2 separate regions of the Homo sapiens genome follow, and region 2 is linked to region 1. Evidence: read pairs that join two places in POLR2A ChIA-PET (ENCODE). Cell type or tissue: MCF 10A. All regions are shown on one strand. Each heading gives the region's core, and the rest is flanking DNA. Links, peaks and the distances in the headings are about the cores only. Region 1 overlaps LOC101928004 (a long non-coding RNA gene). Region 2 has its middle 50 kb from the start of SSR1.

What was found. Peaks named below come from ENCODE experiments on the same cell type or tissue, not always from the same donor. Only the 100,000 strongest peaks of a DNase experiment are listed, where the experiment ranks them.
Region 2: POLR2A ChIA-PET joins it to region 1 with 5 read pairs; 3 of 35 experiments call an interaction of 5 or more read pairs at or near these places.

The regions. Positions count from the first base shown.
Region 1 is chr6:6,765,141-6,780,350 of GRCh38, forward strand. All of the region lies in intron 2 of LOC101928004 (a long non-coding RNA gene), which reads right to left. Among named protein-coding and RNA genes, the nearest start is that of LINC03055, 110 kb to the right of the region's middle. In MCF 10A, for the core only: no CTCF peak of the experiment used is centred there; a DNase peak (open chromatin) is centred at 6,561.
Region 2 is chr6:7,255,148-7,270,357 of GRCh38, forward strand. No RefSeq gene overlaps it. Among named protein-coding and RNA genes, the nearest start is that of SSR1, 50 kb to the right of the region's middle. RefSeq lists enhancers at 3,235-3,734, 5,931-6,722, 6,289-6,408, 6,479-6,618, 6,723-7,514 and 1 more and silencers at 5,959-6,088, 7,212-7,387, 12,269-12,563. In MCF 10A, for the core only: no CTCF peak of the experiment used is centred there; no DNase peak of the experiment used is centred there.

The DNA.
Region 1 (15,210 bases), core at 5,468-7,967:
TCCTCTGGTTTTGGCAACACGGTGACCCTTACAAGATCAGGTTCAGTGGAGTGGTAAGAGTGAGAAGAATGGGAGGGGAGGCAGTGGGTTCAGTGACCATAGATGACACACATGAGTGACCCTTGGAGCAGATCAGAGAAACAGGCCAGAGCTAGAGCTGTGCCAGCTGGGTCAAGGGAGAATTATTTTAGGGAATGATTTCAGAGCACACTTGAATATTGGTAAGAATGATCTAGTAGAAAGGATAAAAGAGATGGTGGAGGAAAGAGAGAAAAAGAAGAGAGATTACTGAAAAGCAAGCAGGATGGAATCCAGAGAAGGTAGGATTTGGCCTTGATAGAAGCAGGGAAATTTCATCCATCATAGCAGGAGAAAAGACCAGAAAGAACTGGCATAGATGTGGGTAGACCAGGAGATCTGGAGGGAACAAGGGAAGGGGGTTCCTTTCTGATTGTTTCCATTTTCTTGATGCATCCTAAAACAACATTGATAAGGTTTGTGTCTGTGCCCCTACAAAATCTCATGTTGAGTTCTAATTCCCAATGTTGGAGGTGGGGCCTGGTGGGAGGTGTTTGGGTTATGCGGGCAGATCCCTCATGGCATGGCGCGATCCTCACAATAGTGAATGAGTTCTCCCAAGATCTGGTTGTTGTACAGTGTGACACCTCCCACCCCAACTCTCTCTCTTGCTCTGGCTCCTGCCGTGTGAGACACCTGCTCCCCCTTCACCTTCTGCCATGATTGGAGGCTCCCTGAGGCCCTTAACAGGAGCCAAGCCAAGGACCAAACGCAGCTGTGTTCCAATAAAACTTTATTTATAGGCTGGGCACGGTGGCTCACGCCTGTAATCCCAGCACTTTGGGAGGCCGAGGCGGGCGGATCACGAGGTCAGGAGTTCGAGACCAGCCTGGCCAGCATGGTGAAACCCTGTTTCTACTAAAAATACAAATAGCCGGGCATGCTTGAACCTGGCAGGCAGAGTTTGCGGTGAGCCAAGATCGCACCGCTGCACTCCAGCCTGAGAGAGAGAGCGAGACTCCATCTCAAAAAAATAAAATAAAAAAATTTTAAAAAACTTTGTTTATAAACGCTAAAATTTGAATTTCAGATAATTTCTATCTTCATAAAATATTCTTCTTTTGATTTTTTTCCAACCATTTAAAAGTAAGAAAACTGTTCTTAGTTCATGGGCCTTATACACACAGGTGGCCCACAGGCTGTAATTTGCTGACCTTTGTGTTAGAGGAAAACATGCGGTTCTTTTTCGTGACAGACTGGGAAGTGAGTGAAGCCTTTGGCCAGGGCATACCTCTCTTGGACAGCGTGAGGTGGTGCGGCCATCCAGGTGCAGGGTCTTCTGAGCCATGTCAGAAACAGTTAGGGCTTCTTGCCTCCTGCTAGCAGAGATTTATTTCTCCTTTCAACTTGTATTTTCCAACTTTTCTTTAAAAACCCTGTATTAATTCCGGCATTTAAAGGTTCTGCGTATCTTGCAGCAGAGAGAAACAATTAGTCCTGTACAAGTGACCATCTGCACCTCCAGTGCTGACTCAGGAGTTGACAAGAACCCAAGCCTCACTGAGGTTTGAGTGCCAGCTTTGCAACCTTAGCTGTCTTCAGGTTGTGAAGTTCATTCCAGTCATACTGAAATTTCAAGACAGTTAATCTATAACTATTTTGGATTAGGAAATATTATAGGCATATTTTACTAATTGAATTGAGAATACCAACATGAAAAATTCTTTTTAACATTCTAATTTACTCTCAGATTTTTTTAAAACTACTAAATTATTTTTAAATCCTGTGTATCTTCATGTGTAAGAGAGAATATGAAAATAGTTTTAAATAAATTGATAGAACCGAAAACTAGGGAAAATTCAGACAGAGAAAGCATGGAGAATATAATTTCCTGTTAAGAACAAAGGAGGTGATAACAAAGGTAATTTAATTATAAGACCAAGATGAATTTAACATAATGTTCAAATGTTCATCGATCACTCATTCCAAGAATTTTAAAAGAAAATTTTAAATAAATAATTTTTTTTGGAGGGGGGGATGGAGTCTCACTCTGTCTTCCAGGCTGGAGTGCAGTGGCACGATCTTTGCTTACTGCAACCTCCACCTCCCGGGTTCAAGTAATTCTCCTGCCTCAGCCTCCCAAGTAGCTGAAATTACAGGCACTCACCAACCACCATACCCAGCTGATTTTTGTATTTTTTTAAGTAGAGACGGGGTTTCACCATGTTGGCCAGGCTGGTCTTGAACTCCTGACCTCAAGTGACCCACCCACCTTGGCCTCCCTGCTGGGATTACAGGCATGAGCCACCACACCCGGCCAATAAATTAATTTTTTTAACCAGTGTAAACTCTCTAATTTTTTAAAAGATAGAATACTGTTGTTTTTTTTCAGGCACATTTCCATGTTTTACTTTCCAGATCTGCCCCCATAAACCAAACACCCCCTACCAGGCCCTCCCACCCACCTCCAACATTGGGAATTACAATTCGACATGAGATTTGGTAGGGACACAGGCATGGAACATATCATTGTTGTTTTAGGATGCATCAAGAAAATGGAAACAATTAGAAACAATCAGAAAGGAACCCCTTTCCCTTGTTCCTTCCAGATAAATCATTAGAGTGGCACAGTATTTTTTTTTTTTTTTTTCTGAGATGAAGTTTCGCTCTCGTCGCCCAGGCTGGAGTGCAAAGGCTCGATCTCCGCTCACTGCAACTTGTGCCTCCTGGGTTCAAGCAATTCTCCTGCCTTAGCCTCCCGAGTAGCTGAGATTACAGGCATGTGCCCCCATGCCTAGCTAATTTTGTATTTTTGGTAGAGATGGGGTTTCACCACGTTGGCCAGGCTGGTCTCGAACTCCCGGACATCAGGTGATCCACCCGACTCGGCCTCCCAAAGTGCTGGGATTACAGGCATGAGCTACCGTGCCCAGCCAGTATTTTTAAAAATTCACTTTAAAATGGACATATCTGGGTTATACTTATTTCAGGGAGTTACAGACCTACCTACAGGGTGTATGTTTCAATCAAACGTCTCTAGCACATCCACCTCTATTCATAGCTTTGCCAAGGGTTGTGGAGTACCAAAAGCACAAATTTTGCCAAAGGCCATCTAGGGCATCACTCATGGTCACTTGCTGGTTGTGTGACTTGGGCAAGCTATTTACCTTTCTGAGCCTCGGATTTATTCCTACAACAAGGAAAATATGATACTTAGCACTTGGAATTGCCAGGGGATTAAAAATGATAACATATAAAAGCTCCTAGAGAGTCCCTGGGAGACAGGTAAACTCTTACCAGGTGTCGGGACTCTTGTCTTAGTTCCCAAGCTAAATGTAGCCAGCACTCTAAGAGCCTCTGTACACTGACGCAAAAGGGACAAAGCAGAGTGCTTGGCACATAGTCAGTGCTCAACACACATTTGGAGGCTGATGAGTTAATTAACTGGCTAATTAATTAATGTAACCAAGGGCCTTCCATAAAAGAACAACAAAATCACAATGATTTATTTCTATGGATGTTTTACAGTCTCTCCAATGAGTGAGTCATGTCTAGAGGGCCACTATTACACAAGGAGGGATGGAAGCTAAACAGGACCACGTTGTGAGCTGAGGGCATGGATGTTTCTCTCTTCATTTTCAACCAATTTGTTCTTTCGTCCAACGTGCTTTCAGTCAGTGCTCTAGACTTGTTTATTGGCTCCCAGCCGACGTCTCTAAGAAGGGTAGGTAGTCCTGGCCAGGCATGGTGGCTCAAGCCTGTAATCCCATCACTTTGGGAGGCCGAGGCAGGTGGATCATGAGGTCAGGAGATCAAGACCATCCTGGCCAACATGGTGAAACCCTGTCTCTACTAAAATACAAAAAAATTAGTTGGGCATGATGGTGCGTGCCTGTAGTCCCAGCTACTCGGGAGGCTGAGGCAGGGGAATCCCTTGAACCCGGGAGGCAGAGGTTGTAGTGAGCGCCACTGCACTCCAGCCTGGCAACAGAGGGAGACTCCCTCTCAAAAAAAAAAAATAAATAAATAAAAAATAAAGGGAGAAGGGTAGGTAGTCCTACACGCCACAGGGCTCCCACCACCATCCTCCTACCTTTCCTACCTTCCTTCCACTGCCATCCACCCAGGGTATTAGATGACTTGGATTGGGCAATGAGTTCCAAAGCTTGTCAATGAGATGCTCAAAGTTTCAAACCGAGGTATGCAGACACCACTGGCAGATGCAATGAACTCGATAGTCAATAAAGGTAGCATTGGAAAATCAAGCTTGGTGGCATTATTGAGCTATATTCAAAGTGAGTAAACAAAGGAAGTCAGTTGAGAGAAAAAACAAGAGCAGATGTGTAAGGAAAAGCAAAAATGAGAGGCCATGTAGCCTGCGAGAGGCCACTGGAAAGGATAGCTGCCATGGCATCCAGGAGGTGAGGGTCCTGCTCTTGGCTCTTGGGCTCCAGAGGCCCTAAGCACTCATGCCTGCTGAGTGTCCTCTCAATTGGCCAGTGACATTAATCTGTGATACTGTTGGCTGGGTCAACAGGACAGTCTGTAGTGTGAAATGGAAAATTCTCTGCAACCTCATCTGGCCCATTGGAAGCCTTGCCATTAACTATCTAAGGTACACTATCAGGCAACAAGGTGGGAGAGCACAAGTAGGTTCAACTCTCCAGATCCTTATTCCCAACTCCTTCCACCTGTCTTACCATAAGGTAAAAGCTCAAACCTCAAGGTAGTCTACAAAATGCAGCTAGAATTGTGGGCTTTCCTGACTTTTAAACTAGCTGCTTCCATGTGTGTGTGTGTGTGTGTGTTGCACACTCACAGCTGAATTGTAATTTATTCTCATTTGATTTCTTGGTGTCAGTCTGTAGAACCCCAAACCTGAATCATGGTGCCTATGCTATCCTTTTCTCACAACTCACCCTCTCTGTGTGAATTTGATTTTCAAATCCACTAGTGTTTTGAAATGTCTGAATTATTCATTCAGAGAAGCAATGCACCATGCACCAGACACCAAATTACTTTCTATGATACTTAGTCAAAGAAAAGGCCCCCTTTAAAAACACTTAATCTTAAATCTATCTAGTCTCAAGGAAGGAAAGTAAGTTCATATTCAAAATCTGTCAAGTCCTAAGTTGCCCTGGGGAAGTAAAAGCAAATTACAAAAACTGTTCCAGGGATTTGTCCACACTTGTTCATAGCTGCATTATTCACAATAGTCCAAAGTGGAAGCAAACCAAGTTTTTCTCAACAGGTGAATGGATGAGCAAAATGTGATCTATCCACACGATGGAATATTACTCAGCCTTAAACAGGAAGAGAATTCTAACACATACTAGAACATGGATGAACCTTGAAGAAATTACACTCAGTGCAATAAGCCAATAAGTATTTGTCACAAAACGACAAATACTGTATGATTCCACTCATATAAGGTTCCTAGAGGAGCCAAATTCAGAAACAGAAGGTAGGATGGGTGTTGCCAGGGGTTGAGGGAAGGGGCAACTGAGAGTTATTGTTTGATGGGTACAGAGCTTCAGTTTGGGAAGATGAAAAAGCTCTGGAGACGGATGGTGGTGCTCGTTGCACAACAGCATGAATGTACTTAACGCTGCTGAACTATATGCTGGAAAATGGTTAAGATGTTAAATTTTATATTGTATGGAAGCATTACAAAAAGTATCCTGTAAAATCCTTTCTACCTGCCCACATACGTCTTCATGATAAGAGGCTTTTTTTTTTTTTAAGTTTACTTTTAAAGAATGGAACTCAGATAAGAAAAGACCATTTGGGCAGGGCGCGGTGGCTCACGCCTGTAATCCTAGCACTTTGGGAGGCTGAGGTTGGGGGGTCACCTGAGGTCAGGGGTTTCAGACCAGCCTAGCCAACATGGTGAAACCCCGTCTCTACTAAAAATACAAAAATTAGCTGGGCATGGTGGCACATGCCTGTGATCCCAGCTACTCAGGAGGCTGAGGCAGGAGAATCGCTTGAACCCAGGTGACGGAGTTTGCAGTGAGCTGACATCGTGTCATTGCACTCCAGCCTGGGTGACAGAGTGAGTCTCCATCTCAAAAAAGAAGAAGAAGAAGGAGAAGGAGAAGAAGGGGAGGAGGAGGAAGAGGAGGAGGAAGAAGAAGGAGAAGGAGGAAGGGAGGGAGGAAGAGGAGGAGGAAGAAGAAGGAGAAGGAGGAAGGGAGGGAGGAAGAGGAGGAGGAAGAAGAAGGAGAAGGAGGAAGGGAGGGAGGAAGAGGAGGAGGAAGAAGAGGAAGAGGAGGAGGAGGAAAAGGAAGAAGAAGAAGGAGGAGGAAGAGAAAGAGGAGGAGGAGGAGGAGAGACCATTTGGGAAAGGTACAGGACCACCCCATTTGCTTCTCTGGACATAGAATACCAGCCAAGGAAAAGTTAGCACCAAAACAGGGTCAATTGATTTTGTTCCTTAAATTTGATGTCCCTCCTCATCCAACTCCTCTGCTCTCCACCCAGCACAGGCAGAGGTGACCAGTTCTTGCCCCAGGGCCTGTGCTGATGTCTGGCAGGACTCTGGAAGGAGCTTCCTCCTCCCCTTGGAGAGCATTGCCCAATGGCAGGTGGAATGAAAGGAGTTTTGTCTGAGATGTGTAGAGTAAAATCCTAGTCACATGCACAAAAATTTTCATGAATAAAGAGCTTTCATCAGAATACATTTGGATTTTGAAACAGAAAGTTGAAAGGTCTCACCACGTTTCTCAATGCAAAATTTGAAAGTGTGCTTAAAAGTCTTCCTTGTTGCTGTTGCCATTACTTAAATATGTTTATTTCACTCTGCTATTGCTAGAGATGGATAATACCTCTGAATGTGTAAGATTTCTAAATGAGCATGCTTCTTTTGTAACCTAAATCTCCCCAGGTTTTACAGCCATATGGCGCTCCTCTTCCTTTAATAGTCAATTAAATATATGCACGCTATAATCTCACAGGACGGCACAGAGACCAGCAGTCCCAATATTAACCATCCAGGGAGGGTCTGGTCCAGGCAGTTTTTTGCGTTGCCTCTTGCTACAACACCTGACTCCAGCTTGGTGCTGGAGAGCCTTAGGCCTCTGCCCTCTCTTCATAATAACCTGGTGCAAACAAAGCACCTCTCTTCCCACCAGATTCCCCAAGATGATGTGGCATTATGCATGATGGCCAATGCATGAGTACAGGGAGAAACTCGAAATAGAATATCAGACCTCTAGTTCCTAGAAATCATTGCCAATTTCTTGGCACTGGGTCCAGGCCTCTTATCAGATTGCTGGGGTCCTCACCTCTCTCAAGTACTGTTGCCCTATACCTTCTTCCCTCTGGAGGCCCCAGCCCCTTCTCTTTAGGGCTGCCAGAGGGGAATCACAGAATTCTCCTTCTTTTGTGCTGAGCCATATACCTTGCTAGGCTTCAATCTCTTCATTCACATTATGTTTTAAGCCCATTAATGTATTTTCCTGATAAAAGAGACATTTGCCTTGGTTTTTCACCATAAGCAACCAAAGACAAAAGCAACAGAAACATTTAAATTATGTTTTTATCAATTTAAAATTTTTCTCATGACTTCAAGCTTTTCCCAAACGTTATCTTCCCAATGAGGTTTACAATGGCCGTGCTGTTTAAAATAGGCAAGCTGTCGTCCTCTCCCTCCTGATCTTCTTATCTTGCTGTCTAGGATCGTGTTCCCTGGAACAAAAGGCTGAGACCGAGAGAGAGGCATGCAGCAGGCTCTTGGGGGGTGCTCAGGGAGCACACACCTGTGAGGAAGCTGGGAAGGCAGGATCGGGAGAGAGAAGCCGGCACCCCATGTGGTTGGCTGGCTGCCACTGAGGACTGAGCCAGCCTTACAGGGAGCTCTGGAGCTGGGAAGGCCCTAGAGTGTCTCCAGTTGAGGAAAGGGGCTGGGCCTTATATCCCAGGTCAGGCAGACTTGGTCATGGGCTTCACCCTGGGAAAGGCATAACTGTAAGCAAGACTGTTTCCAGAAGCTGAGGGAGGCAGCTGTGATTCACCAGCCACCGATATCCCAGCAGCTCGGGGATGGGGATATCTTCATCCTGAAGAGGAGGTCTGGACAGAAACCCATAACATCCACTGTGCCTGCTCTACTTGACTTTTTCCAATGGCACCTGCCACCTCGTACCATGCTATACACAGTACCGTGATATTTATTGCATCCCTTGTTTGTGGCTGGCCCCAGCTGCCTCTGCCACCAGCCCTGCTAGACTGCAGGCTCCATGAGAGCCAGTCTCTTGCTCTGTTTTGCTGGGCAGAGGGCTTTGCAGAACCGTACCTGGCACAGGTAGGCACTCCACAATTTTTTTTTTTTTTTGAGACGGAGTCTCGCTCTGTCGCCCAGGCTGGAGTGTAGTGGCACGATCTCAGCTCACTGCAAACTCTGCCTCCTGGGTTCACGCCATTCTCCTGCCTCAGCATCCCAAGTAGCTGGGACTACCGGCGCCTGCCACCACGCTTGGCTAATTTTTTGTATATTTTTTAGTAGAGATAGGGTTTCACAGTGTTAGCCAGGATGGTCTCGATCCCCTGACCTCGTGATCTGCCCGCCTTGGTCCTCCCAAAGTGCTGGGATTACAGGCGTGAACCACCTTGCCCAGCCCAAATATTTGTTAATAAATGAAAGGATTCACGTGTCTCAAGTTAAATACTTAGGTAGGATGCAGGTGTTCCTTACACCAGCCATCACCATAGAGAAGGCAGTGGAAGATCTTTTCTCTCTCTTTCCAGGGCAAATCTGAAAGATATTTTCTTCTCCTCCCTACAATAGACTAGTCATTTCTGTGCACTCCTTGCTTGATTAGCAAGCTGTGTAACCTTAACCTAGTCACTCAGTCTCTCAGCGCCGCCCTTCTTATTTGAAATCATTTTTGATGGATCGGAGTTGATGAAATTGACTTCCTGCTTACATATTCTAAGAATTTGTTGAACATCTGCGGATGGCCCAGCATTTTCCCTGTTATTATTTTAAAGATGCCAACTCTAAAATTCTGTGAAATATAGGGCCACATAAAGCAATCTTCTGACCCTTTGTGAATCGATAACTGCTGATCCTATTCTGCAGAAAGCCCAGGAAGTAAGTCCTGACAACATCCAGGAGCACATTCTAGAACGTATAGAATCACACAGTTAAAAAGTCTCCCTCTTTTCTAAATTCTTACTGCCACAACTAGTCATATGTCTCTTTATAAATAAGCATTTTTCATTAAACTCTGAGTTCCTCTTAGAAAAAAGCATGTACTGGCCAGGCGCGGTGGCTTACGTGTGTAATACCAGCACTTTGGGAGGCCAAGGCGGGCAGATTGCCTGAGGTCGGGAGTTCGAGACCAGCCTGACCAACATGGAGAAACCTCATTTCTACTAAAAATACAAAATCAGCCGGGCGTGGTGGCGCATGCCTGTAATCGCAGCTACTCGGGAGGCTGAGGCAGAAGAATTGCTTGAACCCGGGAGGCAGAGGTTGCAGTGAGCCGAGATCGCGCCACTGCACTCCAACCTGGGCAACAAGAGCGAAACTCCATCTCAAACAACAACAACAACAACAACATGTACCTTACTTGAAGCCCATTAAAGTGTCTGAAACCCAGGAGACCCTTGGTAAATATTTGTGGAAACTGATTAACTAAAGGGTCCATGGGTTCTAGGCTTGAAACTTTAAACTTCAGCATTCTCTTTTCCCCAATAAATCAACTTACTTAAACAATTAGACTATACCCACTCACAGCATTGAACAGCCATGGGCCAAGACCCTTAGATGATCAGAATCTTGTCTTGTCTCTTAGAGATGAAAAAACTTTTGGGAATACCTACATCTGCCTGAAGATATTTAATCAAATCTATTATCTATTTAATAATTTGCTTTAGGTGTTGTGGCTTTTAACAATGGAGTGGGCAATCAACTTCATGAAAATTATCATGCCTAACCCTTGCAACAACAATTATATGACCCATTCAACTCAAAAGGAACCTGAGGTACAGTGAAATTAAGTGGCTTGCTCACAGTCACAGAACTTGGTAGAATCTGGATTCGTAACTGGTTCTTTCTCACTGCAGTGACTGAACTCTCTCTGCTACACTATCCCTAATAGATTGCATAATACTTGTCTTATGAAGGAATAGAAAATTAATGGGGAGGAAAAGAGAGAAAAAAATCCCTTATAGTGCTTCCAAAAGGTGAAGTAGGAAAAGCAGTATTTTGACACCTGTATGCAAATGCCTACAGAGGCCAGGCACGTAACCAAAAACGCCAGTGGGGGAAGGTGGGGAGCAGGTGAGTACCAGGTGGGGCCTTTGGCTGCCTGAGGGGCACAGCTCTGTCCCCGTGTCAGTCAGCTGCTGTTGTTGGGCAGGCATTTGTTTTCATGAATCTTCTGATTTCTTTCAAGGGAAATTAGAAATTGGTATTTTCCTGTAAATCTCCTGATTTGTAATTGTTCTCAATAAATTCAAATATTTTTATTAAAAATATAAAACTATGGGAGTCATAAAAAAACCCACTACTATGGCACCATTTTGTGACCCCTGGCCCAGAGCATGAAGTCCTATAGTGATGAGGTCAGAAGAATTCTTCCAGAATTTCATAGACAAAATATTACAGAGAATAGGCTCCTGTTTGGTGCAGTTTTTAGCCCTGTTACAAAAAAGAAGGCAGGCTGTCAGCCACCTCTCATTAACCACTATGTGGAGCAACAACAGCCAACTCTTTTAGTGAAGGCTTTGAGTACCTATCTCCATTTCTCTAAATAACATGCTTATATTGTAATTTCTTGATCTTTTTAAGCTTTAGGCATTTGCTATGGACTTCCAACTCTGGAAGATGGCCATTTGGGTCTCTTTCATATTACATCCTCAACATACACTCCTATACATACCTTCCATGTCTTCCCATCCTACCATCAATGACACAGGTGAACCCCAAAATTAGGGCTCAGCCCAGGTGGGTTCTTGGCTTCACATAGGAAAAAATTCAAGAGCATGCCAACAAAATAAAGTGAAATCAAAGCAAGTTTATTATAGCAACAGAGTATAGGAAAATGGCTGCTCCACAAACACAGCAGGGCTGCCCTATAGGCAGAGTAGCACTTGTGGATTGCTGGCTAGCTGTATTTATAACTATGCCTTAATTATATGCTAAATAAGGGGCAGGGTATTCACACATTTTCTAGAGAAGGGGTGAGGAGCTCCTGGAACCAAGAGTTCCTCCCCTTCTAAACCATATAAAGTAAATTCTGGGCATTTCCATTGCATTTATAAACTGTCATAGTGCTGGTGGGAGTGTCTTTTAGCATGTAGTGCATTATAACTAGCGTATAACAAGCAGTGAGGACAACTTGAGGTCACTTTTGTTGCCATCTTGGTTTTAGCTGGTTTTGTTCAGTTTCTTTAAACATCCTGTTTTGACCAGATCCTGTTTGATCAGCAGGGTTGGAACAAGTGCTCAGAAAACAAGTCCTGCTGATCTCCCACCTCACCAATATTTTCTGTTATTAAGTTTAATTGGATCACTATCCACTGCTTACATTACCATGACTGTGAAGATGCCATTCACAACTGAGCCACATAGTATACTATGATGACTTTTTCTTTCCTAAAAACTGTGTTTTTCTAGAAGTTAATAATCATTCTCTTTCTTTTGCTTAGTTAGTTTTTTCTGTACCTTCCACTAATCCAATCCCAAATTCTCAACCACCTATTAAACCTCTCAATATTTTCAGGTTATTGGGCCATCTGGGACTCTTCTGGAGGTTTCTGATGTCTTAGATCAGGAATGATTGCCCTCTCTGCCCAGGGTGAAGCAGTCCTCCCAGGATGTCTGAAAGATCCTTCCACCTTTTTCATGTATTAATTCCCCCTTTTCTAGCATTCTATGCATCCTTCTTTCTTATTTCCTTGTTTTGGAGAAGCCAATCCTCCAATAGCTTCTTGAATAACATGAGAGGTAAATGTTTTGAGCCTTACATATCTAGGAAATGTGTATTATTCTCCCATACACTCAAGTAACAGTTTGAGCATAGAGTTCCAGGATGGAATTAGTTTTCCTTTAGATATTTCAAAGCATTGCTTGATTATCCCCTACCTTCCAACAATATCATTGAAAAGCTTTCTACAATGGGGAAAGGATTCTCTATTTAATAAATGGTGCTGGGAAAACTGGCTAGACATATGTAGAAAGTTGAAACTGGATCCCTTCCTTACACCTTATACAAAAATTAATTCAAGATGGAATAAAGACTTAAATGTTAGACCTAAAACCATAAAAACCCTAGAAGAAAACCTCCGCAATACCATTCAGGACATAGGCATGGGCAAGGACTTCATGTCTAAAACACCAAAAGCAATGGCAACAAAAGCCAAAATTGACAATTGGGATCTAATTAAACTAAAGAGCTTCTGCACAGCAAAAGAAACTACCATCACAGTGAACAGGCAACCTACAGAATGGGAGAAAATTTTTGCAACCTACTTATCTGACAAAGGGCTAATATCCAGAATCTACAATGAACTCAAACAAATTTACAAGAAAAAAACAAACAACCCCATCAAAAAGTGGCAAAGGATATGAACAGACACTTCTCAAAAGAAGACATTTATGCAGCCAAAAAACACATGAAAAAATGCTCATCATCACTGGCCATCAGAGAAATGCAAATCAAAACCACAATGAGATACCATCTCACACCAGTTAGAATGTCAATCATTAAAAAGTCAGGAAACAACAGGTGCTGGAGAGGATGTGGAGAAATAGGAACACTTTTACACTGTTGGTGGGACTGTAAACTAGTTCAACCATTGTGGAAGTCAGTGTGGCGATTCCTCAGGGATCTAGAACTAGAAATACCATTTGACCCAGCCATCCCATTACTGGGTATATACCCAAAGGATTATAAATCATGCTTCTATAAAGACACATGCACACATATGTTTACAGCGGCACTATTCACAATAGCAAAGACTTGGAACCAACCCAAATATCCAACAACAATAGACTGGATTAAGAAAACGTGGCACATATACACCATGGAATACTATGCAGCCATAAAAAATGATGAGTTCATGTCCTTTGTAGGGACATGGATGAAGCTGGAAACCATCATTCTCAGCAAACTATCGCAAGGACAAAAAAACCAAACACCGCATGTTCTCGCTCATAGGTGGGAGTTGAACAATGAGAACACATGGACACAGGAAGGGGAACATCACACACCGGGGACTGCTATGGGGTGGGGGGAGGGGGGAGGGATAGCATTAGAAGATATACCCAATGTTAAATGACGAGTTAATGGGTGCAACACACCAACATAGCACATGTATACATATGTAACAAACCTGTACAATGTGCACATGTACCCTAAAACTTAAAGTATAATAATAATAAAATAAAATAAAATAAAAGCTTTTCTAAATACTGTTTCTTTTATGTGACCTCTTTACATTTCCTCTCTCTGATACTTTCTGGTGGGTCACGTTTTATTTTCATTTACTAAAACTTGGGGAAATTCTTATAGATGTATGGGTTCACCCTGTCACCTTTACCCTGAAGTTCCAATCATGTATTTCTACTCCCCCACGACTGAGCAAGTTAGAAGCTGCCCATGTAATCGCATTACAAAGGCTATTGGAACAACAGCAGAAGAGCTGGAGTCTCTCATGTGAGGTGAGAACTACACAACAATAAAAAATGAAAAAAGCAAGCTACACACCAAAACCTCACAAAACAGCAACTTGGACAAGAAGACTCTCCAGTTGGCCTTTCCTGGTCCCCAACCCAGAAGACAGGCAACCCCTTGACCTGCTTCACAAGATTCCTCAGGATTTGCCTGGCTGCTGGAAGTTCTGCTTGGCTGGTGTGGGTGGACATTCAGGCATGTTAGTGGGTTCTATTTCTTATACATTGGACTTGCCAGTTTAGTGTTTGTTACTTCATCCCTGGAACTGAATGTGAATTCTGTAATCCTAAAAGACATATGGGATGCCGAGGCCAGCGGATTACTTGAGGTCAGGAGCTCGAGACCAGACTGGCCAACATGTCGAATCCCCATCTCTACTAAAAATGCAAAAATTTAAAAAAGAAATAGATATTCTTCTAAAAAGCCGCAATGCAATGATCGCAACTCAGAAATTCCCTACAGTAATTCCCTACTGTCACCTAATATCTAGTGCATATTCCAATTTCCTCAACTGTTCCTTAAATGTCTCTCTTAGATGTTTTTTTTTTTCCTGTTCTTCATCACCTTATTGGTGGCTGTTGTTTTGACCGAGGATCTGAGGTAAATATTCCTCATTTGACTCTCATGTCTCTTTAGACTCCTTTAATCTTTTCCTCTAGAACGGTCCCCCCAACCACTCCCCCGACACACACTTTTAAATCATGATGTTGATTTTCTTCCTGAGTCCAGGACAGTCTTCTTGTAAAATTTCCCCTATTCTTGATGTGTCGGTTTGCTTCCTCATCCTACTGTGTAGCTTGTCCTTAGCCTGCCCCCGTATTTCCAGTAACTTGAAGGATAGGTCTAGAGGCTTGATGAGATTCAGAATGAATGTTTGGGCAAGAGCATGCCCTGAGTGAGACTGTGTGCTTTATGCTGCAGCCCATCAGGAGGCCCACAAAGTTGGGTAGTGTCATGATGAGTGCTGCCAAGTTTGACCATTTCAGCCAAGTGGTGACCATCGGATCTCTCCATCATGAAGGTGCTTTTATCCCATGCAATTAGCAAACAACTCTGGAGAGATTGGCACATGTGGGTCCCCTGTGCCTCAACAATCCGCCCAATGGCTTGGCCCCATTGATGATCCTTTAGGGTAGCAATCATTACATGAACAGCCCATCAGTTGTAAAATGCCTAATGGATGACTGGGAAGAAGAGAAAGGAGGGTTGAGGGAAGACACAGAGAACAAGGAGTAGAAAGCTGGAAACAGGGAAAACAATTCTGAAAGCTTTGCTGAGGGCTTCCCCTATTTATATTCAACTTTTCCAGAGTCATGAACCCTTTAAGGAAATGCTGGCCTGAAGCAATGACTAAAGAGGGTCTTCTGCACAAGCCTGCTTCATTAGCAAAAAAAGAAATGCATTTCAGTGTGTCCGGGTATCTAAATTTTGTTCTGAACTTCATCTCTGACCTTAGCCAAGAAAGAGCTAACAAATCAGGAGGATGTGTACAGTCGCACCCCAGATC
Region 2 (15,210 bases), core at 364-2,863, 480 kb after region 1:
CCACCTCCCTGAGGAGGACAGGAGTGAGGGAGGATGACTAGGCTTATTTTAAGCTTGTAATTGAAGGTTGCTCTTTAGCAACAAAAGAGTCCCCTCCAATTCTAGACTGCCAGAGTCAGTGTCCTAAATAAGAAACAAGCGGTCACTCCTTTCCCGTTTTACTGTTAGGGGAAGGAAGCCACAGCCCAGTGGGGAAGTGACATCCCTGGCCCTTGCCGTTCACCACTTCAAGTCTTGCCCAGCTGTCAGGGCAGGAATTCATGTCCCCACGGTGGCATCTGCTTCCCAGGCTGTGGGGCCAGCAAGGGGCTCAGCTGCTCCCCAGCCCTGCCTTCCTCCATGGATCTGACATGACTCTTTTATGGGAATTTACGTAAAAGTAACGCCTTGCTCAGTGTGGAAAATTTAGGAGCTTCAGGAAAATATAAAGAAAATTAAGGAAGTCATCTCGCTTCTCAAATACCGTGTTAATTTGGTGAGTGTTGCTCTTTTCATTGGGCCTCACTTTTCCCTTCCTCATTCTCAGATGTGTTTGTACAGGACTTTGCACACTGCAGTGTTTTCCTGTGGTTTTTGTTTCTTTTCTTCACCCAAGTCCAGTGAGCTGTGAAGGAAAAAAAATCCTTATTCCTTCAGAGCAGGGACGAGCATTGAAATGATTTGCCCAGGTCAGCTGGCTATTGAGTGCTTTTGTTGGGATGAAATTCTCCACCAGAAAAATCCTAAAACAGAAGTCCCCAAGAATGGGTGGTGTGTGTCGTCCACTGAAAAGGGAGTTACTGAAAACTAGGAATGCGTGGCCTCTAGGAAACATGGCACTGTTGTGATTTGGCACATAGATATTTGGCATACATATTCCCAGGGTCACTGAGTAAATTCCCAACTGTTCCAGTTCTCTTTTGCTGCATGACGAAGAACACCAAAACTTTGGGTCAGGATTCGGTGGGTTGGGCAGGGCTCTGCAGGGATGGCTCATCTGTCCTCCATGAGGCATCAGCTAGGGCAGAGCCTCCAAGACCATTTTTTCTCGCTCATATCAGGTGCCTCTGTGTGTACAACCCACCCACTCACCTACCCACTAAAAGAACCATTCTTTGGGTTGCTTGTTAAAAATTGCATTTCAGGCCGGGTGCAGTGGCTCACACCTGTAATCCCAGAACTTTGGGAGGCCAAGGTGGGCAGATCACCTGAGGTCAGGAGTTCAAGACCAGCCTGGCCAACATGGTGAAACTCCATCTCTACTAAAAATACAAAAATTAGGCTGGCATGGTGGCAGGTGTCTGTAATCCTAGCTACTCGGGAGGCTGAGGCGGGAGAATCACTTGAACATGGGAGGCAGATGTTACCATGAGCCAAGATCACGCCACTGCATTCCAGCCTGGGTGACAAGAGTGAGACTCTGTCTCAAAAAAAAAAAAAAAATTGCATTTCAGATCTACTAATTCAGGATCTCAGGAGGGAGGACCCAGCCATATACATTTTTAGCAAATTCCTAGAGAATTTGCTAAAGCCCAGAAAAGTTTGCAAACCAGGGCTCTGTTAAAGACTGTTCCAGATTCCTGCCCCTCAGTTGTACCTCTAGTTGCCCCTCAAGCTAACACCAAGGCAAATTGTTTGCAATGGAGCCATTGTTTGGTCTGGGGTAACTCTCTGATATCTAGGATATGTACTGGAAACTTCCTTCAAGCCTCCTGCCTGGCCTCTTTCCCTGCTTTTGCAGCCACTCCTCTACATACATTGGCACAGGTGCTCCCACCCAACTTTACCACCTACCCCCCAAAAGGGAACTTCTAAGAACCTGTGGCTGGGCTCGACCTTGGCACTGAGTCTAGGAGCAGTTGCCTCCACCTGGCTTACCTCCCTGAAGCTTTGGGTCCCTGGTCTCCTGATACGCACTTGTCAGGGCTGGCTCATAATGCTGGGATCCATATGGATAAATGAAAATGTGGGGCCCCACTCTGTCGCCTGGGCTGGAGTGCAATGGCACAATCTCAGCTCACTGCAAACTCCACCTCCTGGGTTCAAGCAGTTCTCGTGCTTCAGCCTCCTGAGTAGCTGGGACTGTAGGCATATGCCACCACAATTGGCTAATTTTTTTTGTATTTTTAGTAGAGACAAGGTTTTACCATGTTGCCCAGGCTGGTCTCGAACTTCTGGCTGCCTCAAGTGATCTGCCCTCTTGGTCTCCCAAAGTGCTGAGATTACAGACATGAGCCACTGTGCCCATCTTGTGTTTGTTTTTGTTTTGTTTTGTTTTTTGTTTTTTAAGAGACACGGTCTCACTCTGTCGCCCAGGGTGGAGTGTAGCGACGCAATCTGAGCTCACTGCAGCCTCAATCTCTCAGGCTCAAGTGATCCTCCTGCCTCAGCTTCTCGAGTAGCTAGGACCAAGGTGCACACCACCACACCCGGCTAATTTTTTTGTATGTTTTGTAGGATGGGGTTTCGCCATGTTGCCCAGGCTGGTCTCAAATTCCTGGGCTCAAGCAATCCTCCCACCGCGGCCTTCCAAGTGTTGGGATTACAGCGTGAGCCACTGTGCCCGGCCAATGGGCTCTCCAAGGCCACATTACCTTAGACATTGGGATACTTACATGCAGGTGTCCACAGGTGCCTGAGATCTCACATCCACCCGACCCTCTCTGCCTCCACACCCAGGCCTCCACCAGGAGCCAAGGGGGCCGCAATCACTAGGCAAGGGCAGGGGGTTGAGTGGCCAAGAGCCCGTCCCAGGGAGGCAGGAGAGAGAGGGAGGCAGGACCACATAGGAGCCAGGGCTCCCGGCAGCCAGTGCACACTCCATTGTCCCATCAGAGTTCACTGACGAATCTCAGTTCAAAGATAGTATCGTAAAGAGTTTCAAGATGGGGCCCTGGGAGCATTGAACTCCAAGCACAGGCCCTCGCAGGGGTCCCACTGCAGGAAGCCGGCCCTGCTGCTGACCCTGCCCACCTCCCTCAGCTCCTTGGTCCTGTCGGGTCTCCCTGCTGACCCCATGGCACTGCTCCACGCTCCTGTCTGTGGGGCCCCCGTCTGTCCCCACCTAGAATTCTGTTTCCATACCAAGGCCTAACCAATGGCCCCTGACCCCGTTCAGTGTTTTGAACCAGCCACTCCTGTTTTTGGCGGCCCTGCCCTCCCATGAATCTCACGCCCACGGCTGCCCTCGGATCTGGACACAGTTGCACTTGTTATCTGGTATCAGCACTAGGGAGGCTCAGTCAAGCCAGCACTAACGGTGGGTTTGGTGTCCTTGGGACTTCTCCACCCAGGGCCTGTGCCAAGGCTGGTCCTCAGTGCTTGGTCAAGAGTGGCTCTGGCGGCTCTGGGGTGGTGGCCTCTGCAGCTCAGTGCCCCTGCCACCCATGCTCACTGGATGGGGGCAACACCCTTCCTCCCAGTTCAGGGTGGATGGGCCCCAGAGCACCACCCAGCCAGCCAAGCCTCCTTGCCCCTGCCCTGCCCTCCGAATGGCCCAGATCATACCTGCTGCCTTTCTTTCCTAGCTCACTGCCTCCACCCAAGTCACCTTCTGTCCTGACTCCCAAGGACTTGGGTCCCACTGGGGAAGTCGGGAGGAAATGGGAAGCCTTCCTGACTGTGAGTGAGGGCAGGAGGGGAGGTGGGGTCAGAGAGGGCACCTGGAGGGTGGCAGGAGAGAGCAGGAGAGCGTGAGAGAGGTGGCAGAGGAGGGGGTGCGAGTAAGAAGAGAACACCATCATTGTTTACCAAACCTGAATTACACCACACCAAGTTGTCCTGTTATTTATTTATTTACTCATTTATGTATTTTAGTGTGTTTAATTGAGGTTAAAAAAAGAAGCAAGAAAAGTGTTTGCAGATTGGCTTTATGGCGGTGAGCTTTGCAATGATCTCTGAAAAAGTCCGGGGAGTCCGGCAGGCAGATGAGAATCTAGGCTTGCTGGCGTATCCAGATGACTCGGAAGGAGGACCCCAGACGGGGAGGGGCAGTGCTGGGAGCAGGAGGCGTCCTGGTCAGGCTGTCCATCCATGTCTACCCAGCAAATATTTGCAGGCCCTGAGCTCAGCAGGGGAGGAAATCTCAGGCAAATGAGACACAGACTCTGCCCTCCAGCCGCTTCGGAGAAAACAGCCGAGAAGGACACTGTTAAATGGAGTGGCAAGCCCAGAGCATCAAGGGCATTTGGAGGTGGGGGGCACTGCTGCTTGGGGACATGTAGACAGAATTTATAGAACGAGGCCCCTGGAAGGATTTCTGCAGGTTGCAGCAGGGTGGAGGAGCGTCGCCGGCCCGGGGCCAGGAAGAAGCTCAGGGCACAGGGAAGCTGGCCACGGGGTGTCCCATCACATCAGAGTGGTGTGGGCTACGGCTGGAAGGGGAGGCAGGCCACTGGCTGACACGCCGCACAGCAGACCGTGAATAGACGCATGAGCGAGTCAGGGAGTCAGGAGAGCTCTGAACACTTGAGTTCATTTCCTGCTGGAGGTGGGAGCCGTTGAAGGTTCTTGAGGGCATCCGTGAATGCACCGGAACTGTGGTCTAGAAACGTCCTAGCAACAGTGTGAGACGGGGAGCCAGCAGAGAAATCATCAAACAGTCTAGGCAGAAGGTAACGAGGGCCAGATGTGGTGGTGTGCACCTGTAATCCCAGCTACTTGGGAGGCTGAGGCAGGAGGATCACTTGACCTCAGGAGTTCGAGACCAACCTGGACAATGTAGCAAGGCCCTTTCAAAGAAAAAAAAAAAAAGGAGTTGGGGAGAGAGAGAAAAGGTAATGAGGGTTTGAAGTGGGCTGGGGAGGAGAGGAGCACTGGAGAGATCGCATTTGGCAGTACTTGATTAACGAAGATTGCAATGGGGGCGCACTCAAGCTTTCAACATTGTCACCGGAAATTGGGGGAGGTGGTGCCATGAAGGATGCCGGGGAAGCCAGGTGGAGAAGTCAGTTTGATGGAACACAGAGATCATGGGTTCCTTCTTGTTGGAGGTGTCTATCAGAGGTCTTCAAGTGACAAAAATTCAACTCAGAGGCTGGGTGCATTGACTTATGCCTATAATCCCAACACTTTGGGAGGCAGAGACAGAGGCAGGACTTGAGTCCAGGAGTTCGAGACTACCCTGGGCAACAAAGTAAGACCCCCATCTCTACTATAAATAAATAAATAAATAACTCAGATCAGCCTCTACAAAAATGAGAATGGGTTAGCCCACATTGACAAAAAGTCCAGAAAGTGACTTTAGTTAGATGCACGTCCACCAAAGCTCATGTTCGAGCCCACCATGTCCCATCTCCTGGTTCTGCTTTCTTCCTCAGGGAGAGCACCTGCCAGGCAGCAGTGTCGCTCAGCTTATGCGCAGCCAGCTTGGGGACTACAGCAGCTCATCCTAACAAGAGACCAGAACTTCAGGCTGGTCTGAGGCATGTGCCCACCTCTGGGTCACACGTCATTCTTGAAGCAGTGGGCAAGTCAAATATCCCCACCCCTCCTGCACAGAAAAGGGGAGGATCCCAAGAAGAGAATGTGGGGGCTGCCTCCAGGAGGAGAAGAAAGACTTGTGGGTCCACTGCAGACATCCAGGTGGAGATGTCTGGAGCCCAGGGGTCGGGTAAGAGCTACAGCCAGGTTGGGGTTATTGTGGGAGGAGCCGTAGGAGTGAATGAGATCAGGAAAGGTGGCCGGGGTAGACCTAGGACCTAGGGACCTAGGAAAGAGACAGACACGCTGGGGAAGAAGCGTCAGAGGACAGAGGGTGAGACGCTTGAAAAGGAAGTGGGCGAGAACAGTGTTGCCTAAAAAGAGGGAGCCCAGTTCCCTGAAGGTGAGGGTGAAGACAGGCCATTGGGCTGAGACGATGGGCAAAGGGCAGGGTGTGGGCAGAGCTGGTTTGGGACCCAGAGCAGTGGAAGGGCAGAGCAGCCCTTGCCGAGACCAAGGGACAGCAGGGCTGAATGACCGCAATGCAGCACCCGCTTCGCTTTGCAAATAAAATGCGGACTGCGCGAGAAAGCCTGGCTTTTAGCGTCCATGCGTGTCCAGGAACAGCGACCAGGGCAAGTGCTTGAGTGCGCCAGGCTGGGCGAGGCAGGGAGGGACTGAGGGCTGGGTCCGGGGGAGAGGAGTGGCCAGGGAGGAGGGGCGACCCAAAGGCCTCCGGTGATGCGCTGACAGAAGGTAAAAACAAGGAACAAAGCAAAACCACACACAGGACGGCAGCGCGGAGTCCGGGCCCTGCCCTCTGCAGCAGCGCAGCCCGGGGACTCTGGGGCTCTCCCTGCTGCCTGTGGAATTTCCAGGCCAGCGCATCTGATTGGCCTGGCCTGGGGCAGTGGGTGGGGATTTGGATGTTTCCAGAGAAGGGAAGATGGCGGTGAGACAGCCGCTCGGCAGCTCCAGAGGGGTCGATCCCGCGACAGGGGAAGGGGGCGTGGGCGTCACATGGCAGCGCTGAGACTTGAGTGCTGGAACAGCCCAGCGAGGAAGGTCCCAAAGACAGCTCTTTTCACCAGAGACAGGCCGTGCGTTTGCGGTGCGGGCTCCACCCGCAGTTCTGCTTCAGGTAGAAAAGGGATGAGGGTGCCGGGCCAGCTTGACCCGGTTTCCGCAGGGGCAGAAGCACTTCTTACCTTCGGCCTGCAGAGCCCCTCAAGCAACAGGGAACCACATTCTCCTGCCCTTGGAAAAAGTTGACCCGCTTCACAGTGAAGCCAGAGAGGCGAGGTGGGGGCGGCGGGGGGATTTGGATGGGACTTCCAGACGCCTTTCTTCTTCCCAGTGCCTACCTAGGGATGGGGACGCTAGGACAGCTGAAGCTGGCACATATCTGATCACTGTTCCTCAAGCACCTCTTTGTCCATGCACCCTCCCTGCCCAACACCTCCAATGGCCTCTGAGGCTTGGAGAATGACATCCAAGCTCTGCTTCCCAAACAGGCCCAAGCCCACCCTCTGCCTCCCAACTCATCCGACCATGACCACCATCTGTCACCCTTTGCAGCCACGCCCTGTGGTGACCACGCCCACAGACGGCCCTGGTGACCTCGCCGACAGATGGGCACGACCTTGAATGGCTCTGCTTTTGATAGTCACGCCCCTTGTAGCCATGTCCTGTGATGGCCACACCCACCAATGAGCATGCCCTCAGGTGACCACTCTCAGACACCCTGGGATCCAGCTGCCCTCACACCCCCGGGGCATGCCTGGGCACACCTGTCCTCTCTTTGGCCCTCCCCTAAAAAGCCCTCCAAATCCTAAATCCTTCTTCCAAATCCTGTTCTGCTGCTTCAGTCTCACCACCTCCTTGAGGCCCCCTGTGACTACCCCAGCTCTCTGGTGTTCACTCGCTTGGTTCCTACGATACATTGGAGCACATTTGCCTTTTTAAAAATAAGCTGAGCTGTCTCCACAGCTAGATTTTCAGATCCCGAAGGATAGGATGGAGGCAATTATTCTTTTTTGTGTACCATCCAAAACTTATCCCAGCACCAAATACCTTTTAGCTATTCAGTCTATGTCTCTTTTTTTTTGAAATGGAGTTTTTGTTCTGTTGCCCGGGCTGGAGTGCAATGGCATGATCTCAGCTCACTGCAACCTCCGCCTCCTGGGTTCAAGCGATTCTCCTGCCTCAGCCTTCCGAGTAGCTGAGATTACAAGCACCCGCCGCCACACCCAGCTAATTTTTTGTAATTTTAGTAGAGATGGGGTTTCACCATGTTGGCCAGGCTGGTCTTGAACTCTTGAGCTCAAGTGATCCACCCGCCTCAGCCTTCCAAAGTGCCGGGATTACAGGCGTGAGCCAACGGGCCCGGCCTGGCTCCCGAGAGCTTTCTAATGTGCAAGGAGGGCTGGGACTGGCTGATCTAAGGGTACCCTGGGAGTGCGATAGTGTGGTCAGCTTATGGGATTTGGAGCCAAACGGCCCCAGTCCAAGCCCTCACCTCACTCTCTGTGTGCGATCCAGCAGCCCTGGGCCTCAGTCATCTTCATCTCCCATATGGGTTTAAAATGCCCACTGCCCAGAACACACAGTGCCTACAGAGCTGCAGATGAGTCGAGCCCCTAAAGCGATAGCCCCCAAGCCTCCCTCAGAACCTAAGGGCTACACTGAGATAGACCCTCAGTCTTCTATACCCAGGGACATGTGGGGACAATGCAACACTCTCAAAAGAGGTGGCTCAAACAATGTCAACCGTAGTCATTTTATAGTGCTGGGAAAAGAATAGCCTTAATTTTACATCTGATTATAGAGGGAAGGATTCATAGTGTCCCTAAATTGACCTGTCTAAATATTTCCACATAATATGCACAATTGTCATCTGCAGGCACAAACGTTTCCTTTTCTTTTCTTCCCTTTTTTTTTTTTTTTTGAGACTGAGTTTCACTCTTGTTGCCCAGGCTGGAGTGCAGTGGCGCCATCTCGGCTCACCACAACCTCCGCCTCCCGGGTTCAAGGGATCTCCTGCCTCAGTCTCCCGAGTAGCTGGGATTACAGGCATGCACCACCACGCCCAGCTTTTTAGTAGAGATGGGGTTTCTCCATGTTGGTCAGGCTGGTCTCAACTCCTGACCTCAGGTGATCCACCTGCCTCAGCCTCCCAAAGTCCTGGGAATACAGGCGTGAGCCACCGCGCTCAGCCAAATGTTTCCTTTTCTTTTTTTCTTCCTTTCTTTTTTCTTTTTCTTTCTTTTTTTTTTTTTTTTTTTTTTTTTTTGAGATGGAGTGTCGTTCTTGTTGCCCAGGCTGGAGTGCAATGGTACAATCTCAGCTTACTGCAACCTCTGCCTCCTGGGTTCAAGTGATTCTCCTGCCTCAGCCTCCCAAGTTGCTGGGATTACAGGCGCCTGCCACTACGCCTGGCTAATTTTGGTTATTTTTAGTAGAGATGGAGTTTCGTCATGTTAGCTAGGCTGGTCTCGAACTCCTGACCTCAGGTGATCCACCAGCCTCGGCCTTCCAAAGTGCTGGGATTACAGGCGTGAGCCACCTTGCCTGGCCCAAACGTTTCCTTTTCTAAGAGGCCGTGGGGTGTCCTGGATCTGGGCAAAAAGGGCACTTCAGGGCGCGGGGCCCCACGAGGCGATGCCCTTGTTGGCCTGTCTTGGTATTGCTGCCCACCTGAGCCGGGGGAGTGGGCCGTAAACTCGCAATATTCCTCCACCCTGCTGCCCACCACAGGAATGCTTGCCTGTGAAAGTCATGGGTCCCCTTTGTGTCCCAGAGTTGTTGAACAAGATCCTGGTATACACCATCATCACACCACATGCCGGGAAGGCCGGAGGATTCTGGGACCGGAGCTCAGGTTTTATTTTTTATTGATACTAGAGAGAGGCTTAGAAGCTTTTCTAATTCTAAGAACCTGCTTAGAATTATACAAACTGAAGGGGATGGGGCTTCAAGTATTTTCAAGAGCTTGGGGGTTGCAGGTGTTACATGTTTGTCTGAAGATGAAGTTAACTAGATCACGAGGTAAGGAAGGGCAGCTTCAACTTCAGATGGTAACTCTTAAGTAGTATGCAAAGCCCTTATCCACATAGATAGCCAAGTCTGTAGGAAATACTGCTTGCTCTACGCTGAGCTAAGTCTCGCCAAAACCATACGGTGAAGCCCCCACTACCTCAGAATGGGACTGTATCTGAGATAGGGCCCTTACAAAGGTAATTCAGTTTCAGTGAGGCCATCAGGGTAGGTCCTAATTCAATCTGACGAGTGTCCTTATAAGAGGAGCTTGTAACACAGACTCAGAGGACGCGGCAGGAGGAGACGGCTGCAAACCAAGGCGAGGCCTGGGGGAAACCAACCCTGTCGAAGCCTTCCTCTCGGGCTTCCAGCTCCTCGGACAGTGAGGAAATCTGTCTCTACTGTGTAAGCCCCCCAGACAGAGGGCTTTGCTGTGGCATCCAGCCCTGACTAGTGCACTGCCCTGGTGGATTTTCTGCATGTTCCTGATACAGCTGACAGACAAGTGGATGATGACAGGGCTTTTTCATTATGGAGTCTCATGAGATGCTGCGGGCACAGCACACAGGACACTCTCCATCAGCATTAGGGACCGACACAACCATCGCAATGACAACCCTTCTCTTACTGCTCACGGGAGAACGCATGACCCAAGGTCCAAGGTCCAAGGCCTGTGCTGGGCAAGTTATAAATCAAATCCACAAATCTTCACTGGGCTCCTACAATACCATACCAGGTATGGAAAGCACTGCTTTAATCACGCTGGCTGGTCCTCACATTTCTTTCTTTCTTTTTTTGTTTGAGACTGAGTCTCGCTCTGTCATCCAGGCTGAAGTGCAGTGGTGCAATCTCGACTCTCTGCAACCTCCACTTCCCAGGTTCACATGATTCTAGTGCCTCAGCCTCCCGAGTAGCTGGGATTATGGGCGCCCGCCACCATGCCTGGCTAATTTTTGTATTTGTAGTAGAGACGGGGTTTCACAATGTTGGCCATGCTGGTCTTGAACTCCTGATCCCAAGCGATTTGCCCACCTCAGCCTCCCAAAGTGCTGGGATAACAGGCTTGAGCCACTGTGCCCAGTGTGGTCCCCACATTTCATTAAAATATCTTTATGGAATTCAGAGAAACAAGAAAAGTTATGGAGTTTTTTTTGGGAAAGTCAGGAAATTCCTCTGTCCTAGAACTAGATAGGGTGTCTTGAGTTCTCTTTGATTGGGAATATTTATTCGTCTAAAGGGGGTTTCTCAGCTCTGGGTGCCTATCTGTAAAATGGATGCTACCAGTTTATCTGTTCAATCTAATGGCAAGAAGCCTATGAAGGACAGAGTGTGAGGGCAAGGAGAACAAGGTGGTACAGTCCCTCTCTCCCACCCCTCCGAGCTGTGTGGCCTTGGTAAGAGGATTGGTATTGTATTGGGAGTGGTGAGAGGCTGGACAGAGGAGCTCTTGAGGCCCCTTCCAATTCTCCTGCTCCTCCGATCAAATAATAGGTTTGCCAAGTTCCCACACCCTGGACTCTACTGTCAAGGACCAGACAATCTTTGGGAACTGTGCCCCTTATCAATTTAGTGCCACACAGCTCCAAGTTCATCCTTCATTGCCTGCTTTGAGAAAATGGATCTGGCCCCTTTAGACATGTTTCCTTTGTGTGCTGACATGGTGTTAGGTTTTGTCAGAGAGAGAAGTGATAGGACACGGCCAGAAGGTTTTTCTTCCTGTGCTATGTGTCCACTTGGCTGACTCCTGCCATGCTCATGGACCCTCCAGCACCAGGCTCCTGCAGTGCGTGGTGGTCAGCAGCACCCAGCAGCCAGCAGCTTCCTCCAACCTCTTCAAGCAGTTTGTGGCTGACTTCCTCCAGGAAGGCACTTCTCTTACAGGAACAGTTTAACTCTGGCCCCCCCCAGAGCTGGATATCCAGCAACTCCCACTGCTTTGGCACCAACAGCAACTTCTCAGCCCTTCGGTGAGTCGGGGCAGTGCTCTCTCAAATGAGGGCTCGAGGTGGGGTGGAGGAGCGGTTGGATGAGAGGCTGTTTCTTTTTTTTTTTTTTTTTGAGACAGAGTCTTGCTCTGTCGCCCAGAGACTGAAGTGCAGTGGCAGGATCTCAGCTGAGAGGCTGTTTCTTATAGCTGCTCTTCCTAGATGATTGGAGTTGACTTCTTACTAGCCAACCCCTCACTACTCTAAACCTGTTACAGTTATGTCAAACTTCCCCCATTCAAATTAATATGTGGTTTCCTCTCTTGCTTGGTACAGCATTGGTACCATGAGTAGTCCCAGCCATAGACCTGCAAAGATGGGATTTGGAAGCTGGTTGTGCCTTTGGGCTTGAGCACAGTGCTGAGCTCCTTGCTGGTGGTACATTGGGTTCCTACTGGGAACAGACTTATCATTCCCAGGGGCCCTTCTTCCAATCCTGTGTAGCCTGCTGATAAATGATCACCCCTAGATCCAGGACGTGACCAAGCCCCACGGGTGATGGCAGCACAGCCTTCCAAGGGACATCTGGGGTTTCCACCTGTGACCTTGGTAACACTGGAAGCATTTCTGGGTGCTGGAATCAAGGCACTGCATGGATGCCCAGAAATGCTCCTAAGTGGCCTCAGAGCCACAGGTCTCTGCTGCACCGCTTAGGAGATGGCATCACCCTGAGCAAGGGACCCTGGCGGGGACCACTGGGCGGCGTGACCCAGGCTCACCCATCTTCAGATCGGGGCACTGGGTGTCTGTCATATGTCCAGAATACCATACTACTGTCACAGGCCGGGCTTGAAACCAAGGATGGGCACACAGAAGAGAAAGGCACATCTGGTCAAATCAAAGTGCTGCAAATATTGCGACTGTCCCGGCACCTCAGTCTCAGGAGAGCCAGTGAGGGCTTCCTTCAGTCTGGCTGATGCCTCATCTCTCTCCAATCCATCTTTTTCTCAGAGGCCCCTGTACCAGCATCACCCATCAGGGAACTGATCAGCAAGCAATTCTGGGCCCAATTCCAGGCCGACTGACTCAGAATTTCGGGGGTGGAGCCCAGCAGTCTGTGTGTGGACAAGTCCTGCAGGCAACTGTGCTGTGTGGTGAAGTGCAACAATTACTCATGTGCCAGGGGCAAATCCTGGCAGGCCCAGCCTGCAAATCACTGAATGCCCCCGCACCCCCGCTGGCTGACAGAGGCTTACCACCCGCCCCCAACACACACACTGTCAATCTCTGAATTCCCATGTAGAGCTTGTTTTAAAATGCAGCTTCCTGGGTCGGCTCCCTGAGATTCTGCTGGAGTAGGTATGTGTGTGTGTTCTGGGTGGTTCTGATGCGTGTGGCTCACAGGCTGAGTGTGCGATGCCTCTCTCTGCCTGTGACTCTGTGTGCACGTGTGTGCCTCTGTCAGGTGGCAAGTGAGCACTGCGTCTCCGCCCTCTCCTGTGTTCGCCTCAGATGCAGCGCACCTCTGCTCCTGTTGCCTCCCAGGTCCCCTGTGTCCTTCTTACCTTCACCTTTTTCCAAAATCCCCACTCCCATTCTCAAAGGCTCAGCTCAAAGATCTCCTCCTCCTGAAGCCTCTCGCCCCCCTCCCCACTCCCACCCACCACCCCCAATATGTTCTTGCTGCAAGTCCATAATATTAGTTATGGGCCCGGCTAGTGTGAAGACAGGCAGCGGCTGTCTTACTCAGCTGTGACTCCCCAGAGCCTGGCACTCAGCAAGAGATTCATACTTATTTGTAGGCCTTTCAATTCAGTTTATTTCAGTCTAATCTGATTCAGGGCAATTCAACTCCACTCACGTCAGCACAAGGGAAGAGCGCCCCGGAGCCCACAATGGGCACCAACACACAGACAGTGGCCTCAGGCAGCCCGGCTGGAAGGAGCCCACTGGTCTCACAGGCGTAACCCGTGTTTGCAGGCATAACTCGTGCGCACGTGTGGCACTGCTCGGCCTGGGCACCGAGCGCTCCCCGTGCCTCAGGTCCCTCCAGACATGCCCCCTCCACCGCCCCTCCTGAGGACGCTCATCTTTGAAAATGTCCTAAGACGGAACTGGAAGCTCTAAGGTACGCGTTCCAACCATCACGTGGCAGGGGCTGGTGGGCTTCACGCAGAGCCCCCTGTCTTCTGGCCTCATTCACCATCAGTGTAGTGGGTGGGGACAGCTGACCCAAGGGCCCTACTGCATGGGTCGCACGGTTCAGCCAGTCCTTGCTGGCGGGACCTGCATCCCCATCCTACTGGCTGGCAGAGTAGGACTGGTTTCCTGGGACATCTCCACCCAGAAACAGCACACGACAGCTGTTATTCATCAGCCACAAAGCCCTAGTGACACAGCCATGCCCAGCGGTGACTTCCCAGAGCCATCCGGCGGAGGGCCCGGTTGAACAGGCGGCTGCTGTCCTAAGTTTCACAAATTGCAAAACGATGCAGAAAAGATGGCCGGGTCTCCAGGAACGGCTGTGCTGGGGGATGTCCTGAAGCAGCCACGGCGGAAGCGCTGGCCTTGCACCTGGAGACTGCGAGGCGCCCGAGCTGCAGGAGCGGCCCGATGTCATCAGTGCGTCTCCCTCCTCCTGCGTCTGAAAGAGCAAAGGGAGACAGTGACCTCCTGAGAGGCTTCCAGACGCCCCGCCAGGCACTTCCCTACTGGTGCATGAAGTGTGTGGCTGGACAGAGGCAGCAGGGCGGGGGGCCCAAGACTCTCTGCTGCTCTGTCCAGGCCAAATAGTTCCCACAATCAAAGACCCAGAGACTCTCCCCTCACACCCATCCACCCTCCCATGAAGAAACACATGGAAAAATCTAGGATGGGGTTCCAAGTTTCTAAAACTGGTCCATTCTGTGATTCCCCAAAGGAAGGATAAATATCATGCTTTTTTCTTGGGATTTGATCAGAGTTTCATGCTTTCAGTGAGAATCTGGCATAAAAAGAAACCCCAACATTTAGCCATGCTTCACGAGTAAAGCAGTGAAAACTGCACACAAAGACCTATCTGGAGAGATTTGGAGGTTTCTGCTTTGTAACTCAATCAGCTCCGAAATCTCACTCATTCTTTCATTCACTCAAGAAATCTTAATATATTAAGTGCCTACTATGTGCCAGGCCCATAGGAGCTGGGGCACCATCATGAGCAAGATGAGGTCCCCTGAGCCTTGCAGTCAAGCGGGGGAAGAGACACACACCAAGATGGCTTGGTCAGTGCAGGTGAGGCACTGTACCCAGGACTCAGGTGAGGGAACAGACACCTACCCTAACTGTGGGTGCCTGGAGGGGTCTATGCAAGCTTTCTTAGAAGAGGGGTCATGAATACGGAGGTTGTAAAAAATAAATAAGACCCCACCATTCCCAAGTCATCAGTATCCACATCACCAGTAACGGGGCCAACCCAGCAGCACCATGTGGTCCTTGAGATGCTGAGCTGGGAAGGCCAGAGCATTGCTGCAGGGCTGTTCTTGCCAAAAAGGCAGAATCTGAATCTAATCCAGAGGAAGGATCACACAAACTCTCCCTGGGGTACTCTCTGCAAAACAACTAGCCTGCGCTCTTTAAAAATGCCAGGGACGCTGAAAGAGAGGCTGTTCCAGAACAAAGGAAACCAAGACATGACAACTAAACATACTGCGTGATCCCAAACCAGGAAAAAAAATAGCCATCAAGAGGATTGCTGAGACAATTAGTGAAATCTGAGCACAGCCTGTAGTTTAGAAACCATTACAAAAATGTTAAATTTCCTGACTTTTATAACTGTAGTTTAGTTATGTAAGAGAATGTTTGGGCCGGG